Regions from separate parts of the Homo sapiens genome. Here region 1 is linked to region 2. A link is a loop called in an ENCODE intact Hi-C map of the cell type or tissue named here. Cell type or tissue: Caco-2. All regions are shown on one strand. Links, peaks and the distances in the headings refer to the core of each region. The heading gives the core; the rest is flanking DNA.

Region 1 (10,926 bases), core at 884-8,883, 130 kb before region 2:
ACTCCGCCTCAAAAAAAAAAAAAAAAAAAAAAAAAAAAGAAATCCTTTTTAAAGAGTTGATCAAAAATTCATCCTAAATTTTTCCTATACCTTCTTTAACAAGTTCAGCATTGGAGCCACAGCCTGACTGCTACTTCATGAGAATTTGGATTAATGCACTAAACAACGACACATCATTATTGATTGTGTCATTCCCTGGAACAGAGCCAATACACTGTGGGCCCATAATTTATTTATAAAATACTCCTGACACTTTCTCTTATTATTTGTTTTCAAAGGAAGCAAAAAGAACTTTACTGTGAGGATTGTCTAACCAGGCTCTGTAACAATGCCAATTATTCTTTTTTAAAAGTTGTTACAAATTTTTATATATTTAGGGAGTACAAGTGCAGATTTCTTAGGTGCATAGATTGTACAGTGGTGAAGTCTGGGCTTTTAGTGTACTCACTACCCAAATAGCATACATTGTACCCGACAGGCAATTTCTCACCCCTCAGTCCCACCCCTGCCTTTCGTAGTCTCCAGTGTCTATTCTTCTACTCTATGTCCCTGTGTGCCCATTGTTTAGCTCTCACTTGTGAAAGTGAAAACATGTGATATTTGACTTTCTGCTTCTGAGGGTTTTTTCCCATAAAATCCTAAAGTTTTTTTTTACTTTTTAAGTATTTTCAAGTATTTTTATTTTGTATTTTTAAAAATACTTTTCAGCTGGGCACAGTGGCTCACGCCTATAATCCCAGCACTTTGGGAAGCCGAGGTGGGTGGATCCCCTGAGATCAGGAGTTTGAGACCAGCCTGGCCAACATGGTGAAACCCCGTCTCTACTAAAAATACAAAAATTAGCCAGTGTGGTGGCTCACACCTGTGGTCCCAGCTACTTGGGAGGCTGAGGCAGGAGAATAGCCTGAACCCGGAAGGCAGAAGTTGCAGTGAGCCAAGATAGAGCCATTGTACTCCACTCTGGGTGATAGAGCCAGACTCTGTCTCAAAATAAAAAAATAAAATGAAATAAAATAAAACACTTTTAAAGTATTTTAAGAGGCACAGGAGAGTGGGAAATGTCTCAATTCAAATAGTCTTGATTTTTTTATTATTATTATTTTTTAGTCCCCAGGGAAGAAGCAGTCCTTGATGTTTTACAACCAACTAAATCCTTTGAGGAATCTTAGACCTTTTCGTAGCATTATCTTTTCTTTTTAGCAGGAAATCCTCATGGTTTTCTGAGTGTAGTCTCCAGACTGGCAGCATTGATATTCCCTGGGGGCTAGCTGGACATGAAGACTGTCAGGATCCCCCCAAGACATGCAAAATCAGAAACTCTGGGGGTGGACTGAGCAATCTATTTTGACAAGCCCTCCTGGTGATTTGGATGCAAGCTTGGGCTTAGGAACACTGACCTAACCCAAACTTCAGGTGTCAAAACATCTTGGAACACATTCCCAAGGGGACATAAGGGCAAGCAGACAAGAACTGAGGCAGGACCAGGCTTTGGCACAGGATAAGGGATTAGTGAGATGGTAGATTTCATTTTTCCTGAAAGCTGATTAAAACTGGCAAATATCTCTGGAGAAAGATGTCCTGGCATCCTTCAGTGGGTTTTACCTGATGTAAGAGGATAGAAGATGTTAGTGCCCTATAGCCGTATGACAGCTAATCTGAACTCATTCCCAAGTGTGTGGGAACACAGTGAAAAGTATAGTCCTAAAACTGGTCTTTCTTGATTTTTTTATCTTAGTGAGCAATAAAGTGAAAATGTATTTGTTTTTTTTTTCTTTTTTCCAGTGTGCTCACCAACAATTACAACCAAACAACAATTTTTGTTGTAGTACCAAAAAACAACTTTTCTAAATACAAGGAAATCTAAGAGATGACTATTTACAACATATCTAAAACTTTCAGAGAATAGAGAGTAACACAGGTGCTACAGAGTAGGGAAAGATGAATTTTCTGTGTATATGCTTCTAGCAGCCTAGATAGGAGAGTACCAGGCTAACTAGCTTGCAACAAAGGATTTTAAAATTCTGATGCTGAGGATAAAATAGCAGATGAGATATTTGATCATGTATCTTGCTTTGGACCAACCTTAAAGTTTTTTCATGGATTTTAGAAAAACTGTTCACTTTGGCCTCTAGCGTTTTGTTCAAATCACAACCTGTTTCACGTCATAACTTGTACCTGCTAAATGGCTTTGAAATATTTTGAGCAATGACAATGGCCAATGAATTATTTACGAGTGCATTGTATAATTTTCATATATTTGAGTTTTAAAATATGTGGTTTTAATTACTTTCTAGTTTAATTTCATTGTGGTAAGAGAACATAAATGGTAAGATTCCAAAGCTTTTAAATTTATTGAGACTTGTTTTATAGCCCAGCATATGGTCTATCTTGGTGAATATGCCATTTGCACTTGAAAACAATGTGTATTCTACAGTTGTTGGGTGGAGTGTTCTACAAATATGGATGAGGTCTTGGTGGTTGATAGTGTTGTTCAGAAGTTCTGCATCTTTAATGTTTTTGTTTTGTTTTTGTTTGCCTGGTAATTGTATCAGTTACTGAGAAAGGGGTATTAAAATCTCAGATTATGACTGTAAACTGTACATTTCTCTGTTTAATTTGGCCAATTTTGCTTTATATATCTGGAAGCTCTGTTATTAGATGCATACGGATTTATGATTGTTATGTCTTTCTCATGAGTTGTCCAACGAAATGTCCCGCTTTACCTGGTAATAATCTTTGTCTTGTCTACTTTTTAATCCACAGATATCTGATTTTTATAAACAACTTTAACAGTCTTCAGTTTAACTTTCTTTTTTTTTTGAAATGGAGTCTTGCTCTGTCGCCCAGGCTGGAGTGCAGTGACATAAACTCGGCTCACTGCAACCTCTGCTTCCCAGGTTCAAGCAATTCTCCTGCCTCAGCCTCCTGAGTAGCTGGGATTACAGGTGTGCACCACCACGCCAAGCTAATTTTCTATTTTTAGTAGAGAAGGGGTTTTGCCATGTTGGTCAGGCTGGTCTCGAACTCCTGACCTCAGGCGATCCTCCCGCCTCGTCCTCCCAAAGTGCTGGGATTACAGGCGTGAGCCACCGTGCCTGGCCTCTTGTCTACTTTATCTGACATTGGGATGGCCACTCCACCCTTTCAGGCATATTGTTTGCATGACATATCTTTTTCATTCATTTCCATTCAACCTATCTGTGTCATTACATTTAAAGTATGACTCTTCTGCACAGAGCACATTACTAAGTCTTGCATTCTTTTTTTTTTTTTTTTTTTTTTTTTTGAGGCAGAGTCTCACTCTGTTGCCCACGCTGGAGTGCAGTGATGTGATCATGACTAGCTACAGCCTGGACCTTCTGGGCTTAAGTGATCTTTCCACCTCAGTCCTCCAAGTAGCTGGGACTACAGGCGCATCTCACCATGCCTGGCTAATTTGTATATTTTTTGTAGAGACAGGGTCTCCCTAGTTACCCAGGTTGGTCTCAAACTCCTGGACTCAAGCAATCCTGCCTTAGCTTCCCAACGTGCTGAGATTACAGGCGTGATCCACTGCACTGGGCCAAGTCTTGCTTTAAAAAAAAATTATTATGATAATTTCAGCCTTCTAAATGGTATGTTTGGCTCATTATTAATATGGTTGCTTTAAGTCTATAATTTTAGTTTTCTCCTGCTTGTTCCTTCTGGTTGTACTCCTCTGTTCCTCTTTCCCTGCCTTCTTTTTGGATTAATTGAATATTTTTTAGAATTCCATTTTAATTTATCTATTGCCTTTTAGCTACACCTCTTTATGTTATCTTTGTAGTGGTTGCCCTAGGGATTTCACTGTACAATCTTCAATTTTCAGTCTAGTGAGAGTTACTATTGTAACCTGTTGCATAAAATATACCTTGTAATTGTACAGGTCTATTTACCCTCTCCTCAATCATTTATATAATAGTTGTCATATATATTACATCTGTAAACATTATGGACTCCAAAATACAATGTTATAAATTTTTGTTTTAAACAGTTCTATTCATTTTTAATTAAGAAAAATGTGTTTTTCACTGGGGCTTGTTGGGGTGGGGGGAGGGATTGGATCAGGAAAAATAGCTAATAAATGCTGGGCTTAAGACCTAGATGATGGGTTGATCTGTGCAGCAAACCACCATGGCACACACGTTTACCCGTGTTAGAACCTGCACATCCTGCAATGGACCCTGAAACTTAGAAAAACTAAAAATAAATTTAAAAACAAAATAGAAAAAGAAAAATATGTTTATATTTATCCATTTATTTACTGTATCTAGTGTTCCTCTTTCTAAAGATCTGAGTTTCCATCTGGTATCATTTCTTTTTTTACATATACATATAATGATTGTACAAATTAATTATAAAACAAAAACAAAACCCTACTTTTAGAATTTCTAGTAGTGTAAATCTGCTGAAAAATGATCTTGTTTACTTTTATATGAAAATATCTTTATTTTGCTTTAATTTTTAAAGAATATTTTTATTGGACACAGTGTTCTTCTGGGTTTGCAGTTTTTATCTTTCAGCACTTTAAAGATCTTGTTCCACTGTCTTATGGCTCCATTTTTTCCTGATGAGAAGTCAAGCAGCTTTCAAATCATTGTTCTAGAACTACCCCCAGGCTAAAAGCTATCTCTCTATACTATGTATGTATGTACGTATGTATGTATGTATGTATCTTTCTATCTATCTGTCTATCTATCTATCTATCTATCTATCTATCTATCTATCTATCTATCTATCTGTCTATCTATGTCTATGTACCTACGTACTGATTAGGTCCTATAGGATAAAAATCTTGATTAAAACTTAGGAACTGGGAATTTATGTTGATGTGGGAAAGGAATACTTTCTTTAGGTCATAGCTTATCACATCACAAAATTAATATCACACAGTGAATGAGCATCAGTATCACACCATCTGAGCAGGGGGTCAGAGGCACGGCAGCTGTCAGGGCTCTGATTGTTTTGTGGGCTTGTAGCACCTTCAAACCATACTATACCTTTTTATGCTCTAGTTGATTGGAAAAACACAAAATTACAAATCTTGCCATATTCCCTGACAGTTTTTGAATCACCTCCATTAGCAACTTGTTCAAAGCACTTAGAGATAATGGTAATAAACCATTTTAGAAACAGATTATGGGTTTCATTACTTTCCAGAGCTTACTCAATGTCTCAATTATTTACTGTAGTGTAATATCTATATATAAGGATACTAAAATCTATATTAGTATTCTACCAGAGAAACAGAACCAGTAGAATGCAGGATACACACACACACACACACACACACACACACACACACACACAGATTTGCAGATGCACGTACATGTATATAAGTGTCTGTGTCTGTGTATGAGAGAGAGAGAGATTTATTGCAAAGAATTGGTTTATGTGTTGTAGGGGTGACTAGGCAAGTTTAAAGTCCACAGAAAACGCAGGCTAGAAATCTTGGGCAAGAGCTAAGATTGCAGTTCACAGGTGGAATTTCTTCCTGTGAAGACTTGGGAAACCAGAAAAACCTAATTTTTGTTCTTAAAACCTTTCAACTGATTGGATAAGTCCTACCCAGATTATGAGGATAATCTCCTTTACTTAAAGTCACCTTATTGTAGATCTTAACCACATCTACGAAACACCTTAGCCAAGTTGACACACAAAGCAAACCATCACATATTTACATATTTAAGAACATTAAGTACTAAATAGGACTAATCATAGAATAACCAAAAAAAACTGAGTTACAAACCTACTGGAAATGGAGAATGTATAGCCTAGTAGGAAGTAAAATAAGATTTGTTTGTTATGGCAAAAGTCCCAATACTGCTGAAATCCTCCCCTGATAAATTACTCTGCTGCTCCTCCCCACTCTCACTCCCTATGAGGGTCCCAAGAGAACTATACACACAAGAATCAAGAGTAAATAGAAATAATATCACCATGTCCTATATATTGCAATATCTTTTTCGGGGTGTGGGTAAAATCAAGAGGATACTCTGAGCCTACTCCTTCCCTTTACCTCCCCACATCTGTCTATATCTTGGTTGTAGCATATTTAGAGGTATCTTTAGACAGAAAGAGATTAGCAGGCTCCCAGAGAGACCCTGATACTATTTACCTGACAAGCCACATGGAAAAAGAAGAAGAGAAATTGCTGGCCAGAGGGCAGGCCCTGCTATCTGTCCTTACAGCATGGAGGCAGGAAGAGGTTCAATACTGAGATATTCACTTTCTGACACATACAGTGTTTCTACCTCATGAGCAACTATTTCCTCATCCATGGCTTTAAATACAATGGTGAGATCAGCAGCTTCTCTTCCCTGGAAATAAGGATGAGGTATAAGTAAAATGTGGACAGACACACGGCTTAGTATAGACAGAGGGAGTTTTACGATCCCCTCCTCCTATTCGACTTTTAGTAAAAATTTAAACAAACAATATCCTTAGAAAGAAATCAGGGCAGATTACTAAAATGCTTTTTTGTTTTTTAAAAATTCTTATTAATTAATTAATTTATTTCTTATGAAAATTTCAAATTTCTAACGATCTCATAAAAATACTACTAAAATATTTCTTTTAGTGCATAATTAAATTTGGCAAAAGAAATGGATTTTTCACATTTCTCTACATTAGAATCAAATGTATACTCACAGATCGTTTTCATTTAAGGTTAAATTCTAGTGCTCAGTAAAAGGACAATGAGAAGAGGTAGGTAGGAAAAGCTCAGCAATGACAAGATTTCCATTTTTCTCTTTTTAAATTCCGTATATTTTTTTCCCTTTCTCACTACTGCACTTGACTAGTCTTTTAAAAAAAAAATTCTTTTTTCCTTTTTTTTTTTTTTGAGACAGAGCCACTAGCATCCAGGTAGTGAGGGCTTGCCGGCTTGCCAAAAGTAATTCATGGAAGTTAGTTATAGCCAACAGCCCGCTTCCCACGTGAAATGTATGTGCCATTTTGAATATCAGAGTCTGTCTCTTTTTTTTCTTTTTTTGAGACGTGGTCTCTCTCTGTTGCCCAGGCTGGAGTGCAGTGGCGTGATCTCGGCTCATTGCAACCTCCGCCTCCTGGGTTGAAGGGATTCTCCTGCCTCGGCCTCCTGAGGAGCTAGAATTACAGACGTGCACCACCATGCCTGGCTAATTTTTGTATTTTTAGAGATGTGGTTTTGCCATGTTGGCCGGGCTGGTGTTGAACTCCTGACCTCAAGGGATCCACGCACCTCAGCCTCCCAAAGTGTTGGCATTACAGGTGTGAGCCACCGTGCACCACCTCACTTGACTAGTTTTAAAAAAATAAAATAAGTTCCACATTTTGTTGCATACAGATCTTAATTATGGCCAATGAGACTTGGAGACTAGGAATAGTATATTTTAATGCATGAGAACACTGATCCTTATTATGTTGTGTGTGTCTATCTATGTGAGTATCTTTAGTGATTGTCCTTTCAAAAAATTGGTAACTATTGGTCTATTAATTCTGTAGTTTACTTTCAGTTCAGATTAGCTTCCTTTTTAATTCATTTCATCAGGGGTGAGAGTAGATGAACAGCAACAAAGAAAAGAAAACTTATTTTCTCTGACATATCTCTCTAAAGAGCTATTCTTACTTGATGGCAAAATTAATGTCTTTCTATATTTATTAACAACAATAAAATTAATAGTTTATATTTGAGTGACTTTATTTCTAGCAATGATGTTCAACATGGTGTATGCCTTATTTATTTGATCTTCACAAATAATTTTTTTGAGATCAATGTGATTGATTATATTTTCACATATTACAAAGATAAAAAAGTTAACGAACACACCCAAGTTGTACAGATAATAAAAATGGATCCAATGCAATCTTATTTCAGAAGCCATGTTCTTAACCATTATGTGGTTATTCCATTTGATATGGTTTGACTCTGTGTCCCCACTTAAATCTCTCCTTGAATTGTAATAATTTCCACATGTCAAGGGTGGGACCAGGTGGGAGGTGATTGGATCACGGGGGCGGTTTCCCCCTTGCTGTTCTCATGATAATGAGTGAGTCTCACAAGATCTGAGAGTTTTATAAGCATCTGGCATTTCCCCTGCTTGCACTCACTCCATCCTGCCTCCCTGTAAGGAAGGTGCCTGCTTCTCCTTTGCCTTCTGCCACGATTCTAAGTTTCCTGAGGCCTCCTCAGCAACGCTGAACTGTGAGTCAATTAAGCCTCTTCCCTTTGTAAATTACCCAGTTGTGGGTATTTCTTCATAGCATTGTGAGAACAGACTTATACACCATTACATGGGGATAACAAGATTATATTTAAGTGCTGAAAATATTATGAATTCAAGTTTTCTTCAGATCAAAATTATGTTTCCCTAAACCGTCCAGAAAAATCTCTAAAATAGATATTACAACCTCTTTATTCTTATAATAGTTTGCGGGGAACCATGTTTGTTGATGCTCAAAGTCTGAAGTAGCATAATTTTGAGACAAGTCCATCAGGTTGGGAGTCAAAAGATCACAGCTTCTCTGTTGTTCATTCTTATCTCCTCTTGTCTTGAGTTCCTTCTCTTGCAATGTAGAGGTTAGACACGATGACCTCTAGTATTTCTCTGAGTCTTTCTAAGAACTATTCCACAGTTCCATAAATAAGACCTGAGACTTAGAGATGATCCAGAACTGCCTTCTGACCTCTTTGAATCAACACTCTCAAGACACCCTAAAAAACGATTATAAGAGTAAGATTAGACCGGGCATGGTGGCTCATGCCTGTAATCCCAGCACTTTGGGAGGCCAAGGAGGGAGGATTGCTTGAATGCAGGAGTTTGAGACCAGCCTGGGCAACATAGTGAGACTTGTTTCTACAAAAATAAAAAAATTAGCTGGATGTGGGGGTGTGTGCCTGTAGTTCTAGCTACTTAGGAGGCTGAGGCAGGAGGATCACTTGAGTCCAGGAGTTTGAGGTTACAATGAGCTATGATTGTGCTACTGCACTCCAACCTGGGTGAAGAAAGAGACCCTATCTCAAAAAAAAAAAAAGAAAAAGAAAAGAAAAAAAACCAGAGAGATTGAAAGATTTTCTAATTCCACAAATCACAATTTTTTAACAATCAATGAAATTCAAAAAAGCCACTGATATTTCCCCCCTTGTATTAAAAAAAAGTTATTTTCTATATACAATGGCCAACAAAGTTGGAAGCAAACAAATTAACTCCCCAGAATCTGTTATGATTCGTGCATTATGTTAGATATAGGGAAAATATTCTAGTTCTTAAAATCATTCTGAAAGTAAAGAATGATTCTAACAGTGAAAGATTTGTAACTGAAGCAATACAGTAGATGCCTTTGAAAATTGGACTGCAAAATATGCTAAAAATGTGTGCACTCAGGAAAAAAACAAATAGCACCCAGCTAGTGTCGGCTTCCCAAAAGTAACTCATGAAAGTTAGTTATAGCCAACAGCCTGCCTCCCAGATGAAATGTATGTGCCATTTTGAATATCAGAGTCTCTTAATTGAATCTCATTTTTGTCCTGAGGGCTGTTCTTCCTTCTGACATGTTCTCACAATGGAAAAATGAAGAAGAAAGGGGAAAATGCGGTGTGAAGAGTAAGAGAGATACAAAAAGGAATTGTATGTCGATTGGTGCTGACATAATGAAGTGCCTGCTCCAATGGCCCCTTTCTCCTGTTCGCAACTCAGCAGTTAGCCTAAGAACACTGCATAATACTGTTTGAGGGGAAAAGATTTAAAAAAGCAAAGGCCCGTGTTCTAAGAAATATGAAGTAGATAACTCAAATTATATTTTTGTTTTTAAAAACTCAGGTAATAGGCGGGGCGCAGTGGTTCACCTGTAATTCCACACTTTGGGAGGCTGAGGCAAGTGGATCACTTGAGCCCAGGAATTCAAGACCAGCCTGGGCAACATAGTGAGACCCTGTCTGTATAAAAAATAAAAAAAATAACCAGGACCTGGTGTGGTGGCTCATGCCTGTAATCCCAGCACTTTGGGAGGCCCAGGCGGGCAGATCACTTGAGGTCGGGAGTTTGAGACCAGCCTGGCCAATATGGTGAAACCCCATCTCTACCAAAAATATAAAAAATTGGCTGGGTGTGGTGGCTTGTATTTGTAATCCCAGCTGCTCTGGAGGCTGAGGCAGGAGACTGCAGTGAGCCGAGATTGTGCCACTGCACTCCAGCCTGGGTGACAGAGTGAGACTCCGTCTCAAAAAAAAAAAAAAAAAAATAACCGGGCAGGGTGGTATATACCTGTAGTCACAGATACTTGGGAGGCTGGGGTGGAAGGATCGCTTGAGCCTGGGAGTTCAATGCTGCAGTAAGCTGTGATTGTACCATTGCACTCCAGCCTGGGCAACAAAGCAAGATGCTGTCTCAAAACAAAACAAAACAAAACAAAACAAAAAACTCAGGTAATAAATTTGAATTGTTCAATAATCAATTAAGGATTATGGTCTAGTAGTGTTTCTTTTGGATGCATTCTTCTTTTCTTCCCCTAAACACTGAAAACAAAATTAAAAAATGAAAAACAGTGTTGAAGATCTCAGTTTTGCAACATGACTGGCATGGTTAGAGGTGGTGCTAGTTCCTAGGATTGCAATACCCAAAATGAACTCAATTTAACTTTGTGCCTTGTCTTTTTTAAAATTTGAACTCCCACAGCCCATCTTTCAGCAGGATTGTAGCAGAAAGTGCTGGAGGACACACACAGCAGAACAGCCCTCCATTTACTGCCTCAGAACATAAATGAGGCTGGAACGAGAGAGCAAGCACTGAATTTGGCCTAGAGAATGAAGGGGGATGGAATAATATTTTTATTCTACATGGAGGCAGAAGTAAGCAGTAGGCAATCTGGGCTCTGAACCAAATAGGTGAGAGGATAGTCAGAGGAAATTTCCAAGATCAATATTTAATT
Region 2 (10,926 bases), core at 1,718-9,717:
TTTTCCCTACCTACAAATGAACAAACTGAGTCATGAAGAATTTGTATAACTTGTCAATGTCAAATATCTATTAAGCTTTGGCTCCAAAACCCTCACTTGAACATTGTAAGGTATAGAGGTAAGTGAAAATAATATTAAAATTCCAGGCAGGGAGAGTTCAGTTTACTTTTTAGGTGTATAGATTGAAAATGTTAAATTCCAAATATACTAAAAACTTTATTTATTTATTTATTTTGAGATAGGGTCTCACTCTGTCACCCAGGCTGGAGTGCAGTGGCACGATCTCAGGTCATTGCAACCTCCACCCGCCCCGGGCTCAAGTGAGCCTTCCACCTCAGCCTCCCAAGTAGCTGGGACTACAGGTATGTGGCACCATGCCCAGCTGTTTTTTAAAAGAAACATTCTGTAGACACGGGGTTCTGCCATGTTGCCCTGCCTGGTCTCCAACACCTTGGTTCAAGTGATCCACCCCTGTGGCCTCCCAAAGTGTTAGAGTTACAGTTGTATCCCTTTTTTTTAGTAGCTTAACAGTTTAGTAACTTAATCCACAGTTTCTGGGATCCAGGAAACTGTGAATTAGTAAATCTAAGCTTAGAAATCAAGATTAGCTTTCAGTTCTGTCTTTTACAATTATATTTCTTCTATCCTCAGATGCACATTTTTTTCAACATTTTGCCAACTCTGAAATGAGAATGCCTTTTACAATTGGTCATGTTTCATCATCGAATTTAAGTCATTTTTGGTGTTATATATAAAATAATGATCCTTCTTACAATAGATGCTGTCTTATTTTGGTAAAATGCATATATTATACATTTTTAACCTATCTGACATATACTATTGTTGCAACAATGGCATGCATAGATAAGGACAGGACAAATAATTCAAGAACCCTCCTAAGTCATTGCTGCAATGTTAAACTGAATAGTGAAAGAGTGTCAGAGATCTAGCAGGCTCTAAAATAAGGCCAGTGTTAGCATCCATTGTTACCTCGAAAGTATATGTATGAAAGCCCATTTCCCTCGGGTAATTGTCTTCACATACAGACACTTGGGAATCAATATTTAACAAAGTCACTGCTAGAATTAGGTTTCACAGGGATACAGCCCAAACCCAGCCCAATTTACTTGGGGAACTGCTGGTGTTGCCAATTAGTCTATTCTTCCGTACATAAAGGCAGCTCCTGCATCAAAGTTCTCTGGTACCTCATTTTATTCTGACATTTTTCTTGTAATATTTTTTCCTAAATTGATTATCTTATATTTAGCTTTTTCCAAAATATCAGAGTACCTTGCAAGCTTTCGTATCAACTTACAGTTTTTTTCATCATTGGTAGTGGTGAAAGTGCTAAACATTGCTGATTCTTGTTTTCATCCACCGTATCCAATTTTCAGAGTTCAGTCATGTTCCTACAGGTTTAACTTAGTGATTTTCATGTGTTTAGTGATTTTCATGTGCTGGATCGGGCCAGTTCAAGGTCCTGATATTCATTAAAAGAATGATCACATTGTAATAAGAGTTGGGATTCTTTTAGGTAGTGCTTATAAAAGGAAAGCATTGTAGTGACCAACCAGGTAGTAAATGGTTGATCTACTGGGGCCATTGTAGCCATAATCCCTGACTCAATAGCTCCACATCTTTTGGTTTACATTCTTTCTTTTAGTCAGGCTGTTGCTCTTACAACTGACTTTCTGGTCCGCTGAGGAAGAAAGGTTTCAAGAGATTGGTTCTATACTCCTCTGAGAATTTCCTTTTGTTTCGAAGGGAAAAACAGCAAGTAACTGTTTTTAGATTAAATGAAGCATCTATTTCAGTTCGTAATGTATAAATTGTAGTAATTAAAGGTAGAATGACTTTTTAAGTAATTATATTGCATGCGATACAATCCCAAAGAGATGTAGTGCTTTCTAAGACTACCTGGTTAGATGGTTGGTGTGTACAACTGCCAGGGTTTACTAAAGCCAAAGAGGCAGTGTTCTGAGTTTAGATGAGAGAACAAAAGGAACTAGTCGTTTGAAGAGCTGCCTGGGAAAAAGTGTTTCAGGCAGGAGCAGCAAGTGCAAATAATCTGAGGTAGGAAAGAGATTCTCAGCGTGATAGAACAAAGTAAGCAGCCGGTGTCCCTGACATCCCAAGTAAGCAAGAGAGAGATTGATACTCAACTGATGGAGAGAAGAGCAGGGAAACAGAAATGGATCATAAGCATTTGACCTGCTAGGAATCATTGATATTGTTAGTTGCCTCCTTAACCTCCGTTTTCCTCTATTTGATGTTCCCTACTTTTTGAGTTTTACCTTCCTTTATGCATTGGTCATGTACTTCAAGAGGAAGCTGACTGCTCTCCATTTCCATGATTGGGTCCTGGTTGGCTTGGGCCTATCAGCGTATTTCAACTCCATGGTCAAGACATTGTTTCCAGGGAAAACTAGAGGACCCTTTCTCCTTCCTTTTGGACATGAAAACAACTTGTTGTCCTGATTGCATTTTGTAGACATCTTATGAGCTGTCATTGGGAGAAATTCAACATTGTGGATGGTAGAAGAAAGTAGAAAACGGGACTTTGATGACAATTTTGAGCTCTGGATTTTTAAAATATAAGTTAATAAATGTCCTTCATTGTTTAAGCCAACTTGATTTGGATTTCCTTGTTTTGGCCTGTAGAGTCACAGTCCATTGAAAAGTAATGGTTTTATGCCAGGGAATGGCATTGCCCTTGTGCCATTTTTAAAAAGTTTATTCTAGTTTAAATAATAAAGGTATCTATTGACTCACAAAGGGAAAAACCAGAGCATGGAGAAAGGGTAAGATGTCATTGTAGTAATGTATGTAAGGGAGTAGTGATTAAACCTAGGCTAGTGACATTGCAAATAGAGAAAAACACATATAGAAAAAAATATATTTTGGCACTAGCACCAACAGGACTTGTTAAAGGGTTGTTTTTAGGAAACGAGGAATACAAATAATCATGGATGACCTCCCCAAAACTGTAGGAAGGTTTTGGTTTAAAAAATTAAGATGATGCCATTTACTGAAATGGGAGTAGCTGGTTTGGGCATGGGTGGAAAACAAGGATTTCAGTTCCCGATATGTTAAAGTGTAAAAGAACTGTTTTTCTTTGATGAGGATATGCCAATTATATAGTTTTATATATGAGTGTGTGACTCAGTGGAGAAATCAAGGCTGAAGATATGGTTTGCGAGACATCAACATGTAATTGGGTTTTAAATAAATGAAATGAGATGAAGTAATCCATGGAGAGATTGTAGATAAAGAGTTAAGGAGAGCCTGGGATAGAGCTCATGCACTTCAAAGTTTGGAGGTTGACTAGAAGAGCTTGGGACGAGATTAGGGAAAATTGGCCAGAAAGGCAGTTGGGAAATGGAGGATGGAGAGTTACAGTAACAAAAAGAGGAATTGTTTCAAGAGGGGTATTAACACTGTGGAATCCTGATGAGAGTTTGAGTAGGGAGTGAAAGATATGTATATAATCAAAGAATAATTTAATCATGTTTTATATTTAAGACAGATATGTTCTAATATCTATGCTTTGAAGATAATATTTCATGAATGATGAATCATAATTAAGCAGAATGTCATTTATATGTCCATATATTTCAGAGAAAAATAAATAAATAAATAAATAAATAAATAAATAAATAAAGTAAGCAGAACATTTTACCAAAGTAATGATTCTAATTCAACTAACTCTCAGGCACTATAAGGCTCTATCCAATAAAAAGAATTGAAAATATTCCCATATTTACTTGCAGTTCTCAAAGAACATTAATGGAGATCTATGCCATAGTTCATAGCCTCATTTCTCTTAAGTGTCTTTCCTTTTCTCCTTTAATTCTCTCAAATTTGTAGAAGAGAGAGGGGAGAGGGGAACAATGAATGTGTGTGTATACACGTGTGTGTCTGTTTGTCCCTAATATTTTTCCCACATCTCTTGCAGATACCCATCTCTTTTGTTTCTCTTTTATTCCACCTTCCCCCATGTCTTACCACACTGCCATCTCCCCGTGGTTGCTGAGATTTTTGGTCCTAGTGCCAGCCATTGGAGACCATTCTCGGAGGATTAAAAGACCCAATTATTTCTCTGGACTTTCCTCCTGGAGGGAAATGCAAGAAGTTCCTTGGAAAGTGTGTATTCTTCTTTCACTCTGATTGATGTTTCCTTGTAGAGAAACTCAGAGGAATCAAATTATCTTTCTTCTTAAATCTAATTTGCTAGCTCTGTTGGATGAGAGAGTTTAGGGTTCAAATGGCTTCTCTTTTTGGGGGAATATTCATTTTAAATAAATTTTCCTACTCATTAATTCCAAAAGTCAAAATGCCAAATTTTAGAGGACTTAAAACATTCACTGAATTTGTGAAATAGTTTTTCATTCCAGTGATTGAATCTTGCTTTTCTTTTGTTGCTGCTTTGGAGAAGGTTAATGTGCTTCCCATAATGTCATCACTCTGTTGAAATCCATCTGTCCCATAGCTCGGCAGTGGTGCAGCCCTTTCAAGTTCTGCAGGGAAACAAGATCAAATAAAAATATCCAGCTCTTCGACAAGTATATGAAAAACAAAAAGAAAAAGCCCATAAAGAAGAGACAGAGCAGATACCCTTGCCCTAAAGGTGTAATGTGAAACTAATGTTTTGTTAAACCTGTTGAGCATTACTCAGATTTCTTCATGAGTACATTCACACCTGGGGGAAAAAAATGACCCCTGTCATACTATGGAAAGAAACAACAGAAATTACTAGAGGAAGGAAAGTAGATAGGCTCCATTTTCTGGTTCCAGTTGGAAATTTAACTTGAATCTTTTTGTTAGAGCTAAAATATGCTTATACTGTACATTTTTAAGAGTTCTCTCAATGGGAGAAACATAGCAGTTCCTGAATATAACTCACTATGCTTGTGCCTTCCAAACATTTTCTTTCATTTTTCAGGGCAGGTTTGAAGCAGAAGAAAAAGGAAAGATAGGAGTCGCGGCTTATTCACTCACTTCCTATAATGTTCAAATGCTGAGGTGTCCTAAAACTTCTGATATTCTTTGGAAGCTAAGCTGAAGAATTTTTTTTTATTTATTCTGGTCCAGTGCAAATATTTGTCCATTGAGCAATATACGGCACATTAGAATCATAAATCCACCATCTGCTTAAAATGAGCCAACACCCACCTGTAAGGAGACGGTTACAGGCTGGTATTGTGTTCCTCTAGTGCTTAAGTGAAGGCCACTGACGCTGTGGGGCCCTGCTTTGTTTGAGCTGCCCTGTGCTAAGATTGCCTGATAAAATTCCAAAAGGGTGTGTACGTTTGCTGCAACCCACAAAGATTACTTTCAGGTTCCCTTGGAGAAATCTTTTCACAGTAATGGGGGCAGAAAGAGGCCAAAATGCCATCAGCTTTGGATATGTGGGTGCATTTGTGGATTCTCTGCTCTGATGTTCTAGTGCAAGGAATGAAATGAATGAATAGGTCATTTGGCATTCCGCGGTTATGTCAGCAGGCATGACTGCTGTCACATTAACTGAGCAAGAAAGGGATCTTCATCACCTTACTCCTAGCAAGTACTGAAAGCAGGGTAGAAAAAAAGACACTCTGCTCATAGTAGTTTATCTTTTACTTTTTATTGATTTATTTAATTTATTTTTTGAGATGGACCCTCACTTTGTCTCCCAGGCTGGAGTGCAGTGGCGTGATCTCGGCTCACTGCAACCTCTGCTCCCCCGGTCTCAAGCCATCCTCATGCTAGTTTATCTTTTAAATGACCGTAAGTCCCCATTTTAAACTGACAGACATTCGACTGATACTATACCTTAGAATTCTCCCTGAAATATTTGTTCTTGCCACTCAACAGGAAGCTTATAGAATCTGGAAAATGAATTTGTAGTGGGGGCTTGTTCTCTGAAGTAGCTATTATCGCTTTTAAAAGAAGCCCTCCTGGCTGGGCATGGTGGCTCATGCCTGTAATCCTAGCACTTTGGGAGGCAGGGGCGGGAGGATGACTTGAGCCCAGGAGTTTGAGACCAGCCTGGGCAACATAGCGAGACCCTGTCTTTACAAAAATATAAAAAATTGTCTAGGCATCGGGCTATGCACCTGTGGTCCCAGCTACTAGGGAGGCTGAGGTGGGAGGATGGCTTGAGCCTGAGAGGTCGAGGCTGCAGTGAACTGTGATTGTGCCACTGCACTACAGTCTGGGTGACAGTGAGACCTTGTCTCTAAAAAAAAAAAAAAAAAAAAAGGCTCTTTAGAGGACAAAAGTTTCAGATTCACCATAACACATCAAGCGTTCCCCTGAAGGGCTTGCCTCTGAGTTTATTCTTTGGGAAAACCCTAATACAAAATGAAGGCAAGAAATCCACTAGTTATCGTATTTTAGATTTTGAAAGTTGGTTGTCTAAGACTCCTGGGTGATTTAGACAAATTTCTACATGTTATTTGCCGAATCTAGGTATGAAAGCAAATCAAGCAAAACCTGTTCGTTTGAGGTATAGTGCTTTAGTCTGCAATTTTTTATTATTTTAGATTCAGGGGGTACATGTGCAGATTTGCTACATGGGTAACGTTGCATGATGCAGAGGTTTGGGCTTTTAATGATCCCATCATTCAAGTAGCAAACGTAGTACCCCATAGACAGTTTTTCAATCCTTGCCTCTCTTACCTTTTGGAGTCCTCAGCATCTATTGTTCCCATCTTTAAATCCATGTGTACCCAATATTTAGCTCCCACTTATAAGTGAGAACACGCAATATTTGGTTTTCTGTTTCTGTATAAATTTGCTCAGGATGACAGACTCTAGTTGCATCTATGTTGCTACAAAGGACATGATTTGTTCTTTTTTATGGTTGTGTAGTATTCTATGGTGTGTATGTACCACATTTTCTTTACTCAATCCACTGTTAATGAGCACCTGGATTGATTCCATGTCTTTGCTATTGTGAATAGTGCTGTGATGAACATATGAGTGCAGATGTCTTTTTGGTAGTAGATTTATTCTCCTATGGGTATATACCCAGTAATAGGATTTGCTGGGTCACAAGGTAATTCCATTTTTAGTTCTTTAAGAAATCTCCAAACTGCTTTCCACAGTAGCTGAAGTCATTTGCGTTCCCACCAACAGTGTATAAACTGTCCCTTTTTTCCAAAGCTTCAGCCACATCTGTTATTTTTTGACTTTTTAAAAATAGCCATTCTGACTGGTGTGAGATGGTATCTCATTGTGGTTATGACTTGCATCTCTCTTATGATTCGTGATATTGAATATTTTTTCATATTTTTGCTGGCCGCTTGTATGTCTTCTTTTGAGAAGTGTTTGTTCTGTTCATGTCCTTTGCCCACTTTGTAATGGAGTTTTTTTTTTTTCTTTCTGGTGTGATGGTTAATTCTGCAAAAGGCATTTTATTTAACAGGCAGCATGGACTTCATACACATACATTATCAGTGCCTTGAAAACCAAAGAATTTTAAAAGTTAGCAGTAGCTTCTAGTTTCTGCATGTACAAAAAAATACATATTTATTTATTTATTTATTTATTTATTTGAGACAGAGTCTTGCTCTGCAGCCCGGGCTGGAATGCAGCGGTGTGATCTCGGCTCACAGCAAACCCCGCCTCCCGGGTTCAAGCGATTCTCGTTCCTCAGCCTCCTGAGTAGCTGGGACTACAGGTCACTGTAGGCCCTGAGTCTGGGCTGGCCACATCCTCCACAGGCCAAGAGCTGGTCTGTGAAGAAGGGTGCTTGTTGGTTGAAAAGGGTGGTAGAGTCCTTTGGTTCTGGTGTTAGCAGTGCAGTGTCTCGAAGGTGGCTCATTTTAATTCCATATAGATCTTCATGCCCCGTGAGTAGGCATGAAGCCTCTTCTTTGCCAGAATTGACCCATAACTTGTAACCTCTCTCAGGGCCAGCTATCCTTAGCATTGGTAATGATATGTTGATATCTTCATTTTCTGTATGTGAATCCATTACTGTTATAGTTTTAGAATAGGCATAATTCTCAATGTCCTTGGTGGAGATTTTGAGGGAAATGCCCTTTGGGTCGTCCTTCTCTTTCTCTAGATTGATGTATCTCTGAAGGAGAGAGAGCTATTTGTCCTTCTGATCTGGAGAACTGAAAGTGGCCACAAAGTTCACTGTGAGTCAGCCCAGAGCCAAGGATTTCATGGAATTGGTGTTGCCTTCTGCCACTTCATCCAGACAGCTTGCTGTCCATATACCAGTTAATCTAATTTTATTTTGTATCTTACAGTTATGTTGTATTTGAGTTTGGCCACACCTAACAGATCATTGAATAGGAAAAGCTGCTCCTCCTGTCTGTGCAGGCCTCTTCCGAGTTCTACCTGGCTGTCAATCCGCAGAGTCCTATTGGAGCACACAAATGATGACAGAATTGCACATGTGTGATGCTAGTGGAAGGACTTTCCCTGGGTTAAAGTTTTTGCAGGACTTTATCTGGGCTAAAAGCTGTGGCACTTCTCCTTTCTGTTAGTGTTTTCTTCTTCCAGGGCTAAGCGCACAGTCAGGCATTGCTGGCCCTGACGACTTCGGAGCTGATCCTGCTGAAGGGCCGCACTCACCTAGGCCACTGCGGGGGATCCAGGGGCACGCTGAGGGGTCGGGGAACGGGGATCCCTCCCCTCCAGCCTGGTGCCCCCACTGAGGGAGGAGTCGGGGTGCTGATGAGGCGGGAGGCAGCTGGAGATGGGAGGGAGGCTGCCGGGTCTGCTCAGAGAGAGAATAAGGCCCTAGATATGGAGAACGAGGAAGCGGCGTGGGGGGCTGGGGGGTTTCGGGGGAGGTGGCAGCAGGGCTGGCCCTGAGGGGCGGGAAAGGTCCTCAGATGACCCTTGCGGGCGCGCACCTCCAACGTCAAATCCCAGTGGCTTCAGCCTCGCGCCCTGAGTGGGGTCTGCGGCTGCGGAGGGCACGGGCTCCACTCAAGCGTCCTCACCGGCTTCCGCGGCTCTCCCCACAGAGCCTCCTGCTGGGGCACATCTTAAAGCAAATCCCAGCCCCGAAGGAACCTAGGCGGTCGGGTCTGTGGTGGCAGAAGGCGCGGCTGCCGTGCTCAGGTGGGCACAGCTCCCCATGTGGGCAGCTGCCTCCTGCAGGGGCCTGTGTGTCGCCGTGCCCTGCATGGCGGGGTAGAAGCGGTTACAGCGGCGACCGCCCTTTGTTTTTTTCTTGTTGATTTGCTTAAGTTCCTTGTAGATCGTGTATCTCAGTCCTTTGTTGGACACATAGTGCACAAATATTTTCTCCCATTCTGTAGGTTGTTTTCAAATCTGTTGATAATTTCTTTTGTTTTGCAGAGATCTTTAAGTCTCATTTTTAATTTTATCGTATTTGCTTTTGGGGTCTTTATCATAAATTCTTACGATTTTTTTTTTTTTTTTTTTTTGCTAGCAGAGTTCTGTCATTAGGATTAGTAAGATTCTTAAGTGTTCCATACAGGTAATAAAATCAGAAGAGTATGACCTCAATATGGTACAATATCCAGGTTTTGGTAGATAGAAGTGATTTTAGAGCGTACTAGTCCGTTTTCACACTGCTATAAAGAACTACCTGAGACTGGGTAATTTATGAAGAAAAGAAGTTTAATTGACTCACAGTTCCACAGGCTTATCAGGAAGCATGACTGGGAGGCCTCAGGAAACTGACAATCATGCCAGAAGGCAAAGGGGAAGCAGGCACCTTTTTTTCACATGGTGGCACAGTGAGTGAAAGGGGAAGTGGCACACACTTTTAAACCATCAGATCTGGTGAGAGCTCACTATCTGGAGAACAGCATGGGGGAAATCTGAGCCCCCATAATCCAATAACCTCCTACAAGGCTCCTCCTTCAACAAGTGGGGATTACAATTCCACATGAGATTTGGGTGGGACACAGAGCCAAACTGTATCATAGAGGTACTTGAACGCCTCACATACTCTCTTTCATCACTTACTGTTGGGGCCTGGAACTTCTGAAGTTTTGATTTCCTCAGCTTTCCACTGTTAAATATGGAAATACAGGTGGGAATACTGTTAATTGCAAATACCTTACAGAAGATATTTGCTACTTTAATCATGAATGATTTCTAAGGGGAATCTAGACAAAGGGCAGATAAGGTTTTGAAAGATATTGGGGCGGTGGGGGGTGGTGGGCAGGAGGCTTGAGGAAAAGCAAAAGAGACTGAGGAGAGCAAAAGATCCCAAAGTAAGAGTTTACCTAGAGCAAGTGTGGAGGGGAGGGAGTTGAGTAGTGAGTGATGTTAAGAGGGCAAGGAATGACTAGGGAAGAGGTCTGAAAGAAAGTTAAGAGTGCCACCAAAGATCACCTGTCTTCTTAAAAATTTTTTTATGGGTAACATTGCATAGCATTATAGAGTAAGAACACTGGGGCATTTAGATCAGGGATTTTTAAATGAGGGTGCATGTGTACGTGATATTAAAACAATACTACCTTGTCCCTCCCCTCCTGGCCCCCAAGTCTCTCAGTTTGAACATCACAGCTACACTGATCCACCAAAAACTGACAGAACCTTGCCCTTTGGTTTGTTGGGCAGCAGAGTGGAAACTCGGGGCTGGGGAAAGAAGGATTGCCTACGATTTTGCTATAAAACATAATTAAAATCGATGTTAACTGCCTTTCTTTAATAAAGGATATACTCTAAGGGTTTTCAGTCATTGTGAGAGATAGGACTAGCTGGATTTCCTAGGCCGACTAAGAATTCCTAAACCTAGCTGGGGAAGGTGACTGCACCCACCTTTAATCACAGGGCTTGTAACTCAGCTCACATCTGACCAATCAGGTAGTAAAAAGAAAGCTCATTAAAATACCAATTAGGCTAAAAGCAGGAGGTAAAGAAATAATCAAATCATCTATCACCTGAGAGCACAGGGGGAGGGACAGTGATCAGGATATAAACCCAGACATTCGATCAGGGAGT

Evidence for each region. Hi-C counts contacts between places; a loop is a spot of excess contacts. Peaks named below come from ENCODE experiments on the same cell type or tissue, not always from the same donor. Only the 100,000 strongest peaks of a DNase experiment are listed, where the experiment ranks them.
Region 1: a loop joins it to region 2, with 7 times the contacts of the local background. A loop is called at or near these places in 1 of 110 quality-filtered maps.

What each region holds. Positions count from the first base shown.
Region 1 is chr7:16,713,691-16,724,616 of GRCh38, forward strand. No RefSeq gene overlaps it. Among named protein-coding and RNA genes, the nearest start is that of TSPAN13, 35 kb to the right of the region's middle. In Caco-2, for the core only: no CTCF peak of the experiment used is centred there; a DNase peak (open chromatin) is centred at 5,451.
Region 2 is chr7:16,842,301-16,853,226 of GRCh38, forward strand. It overlaps the pseudogene LOC100287613. Among named protein-coding and RNA genes, the nearest start is that of AGR3, 34 kb to the right of the region's middle. In Caco-2, for the core only: no CTCF peak of the experiment used is centred there; DNase peaks (open chromatin) are centred at 4,501 and 5,231.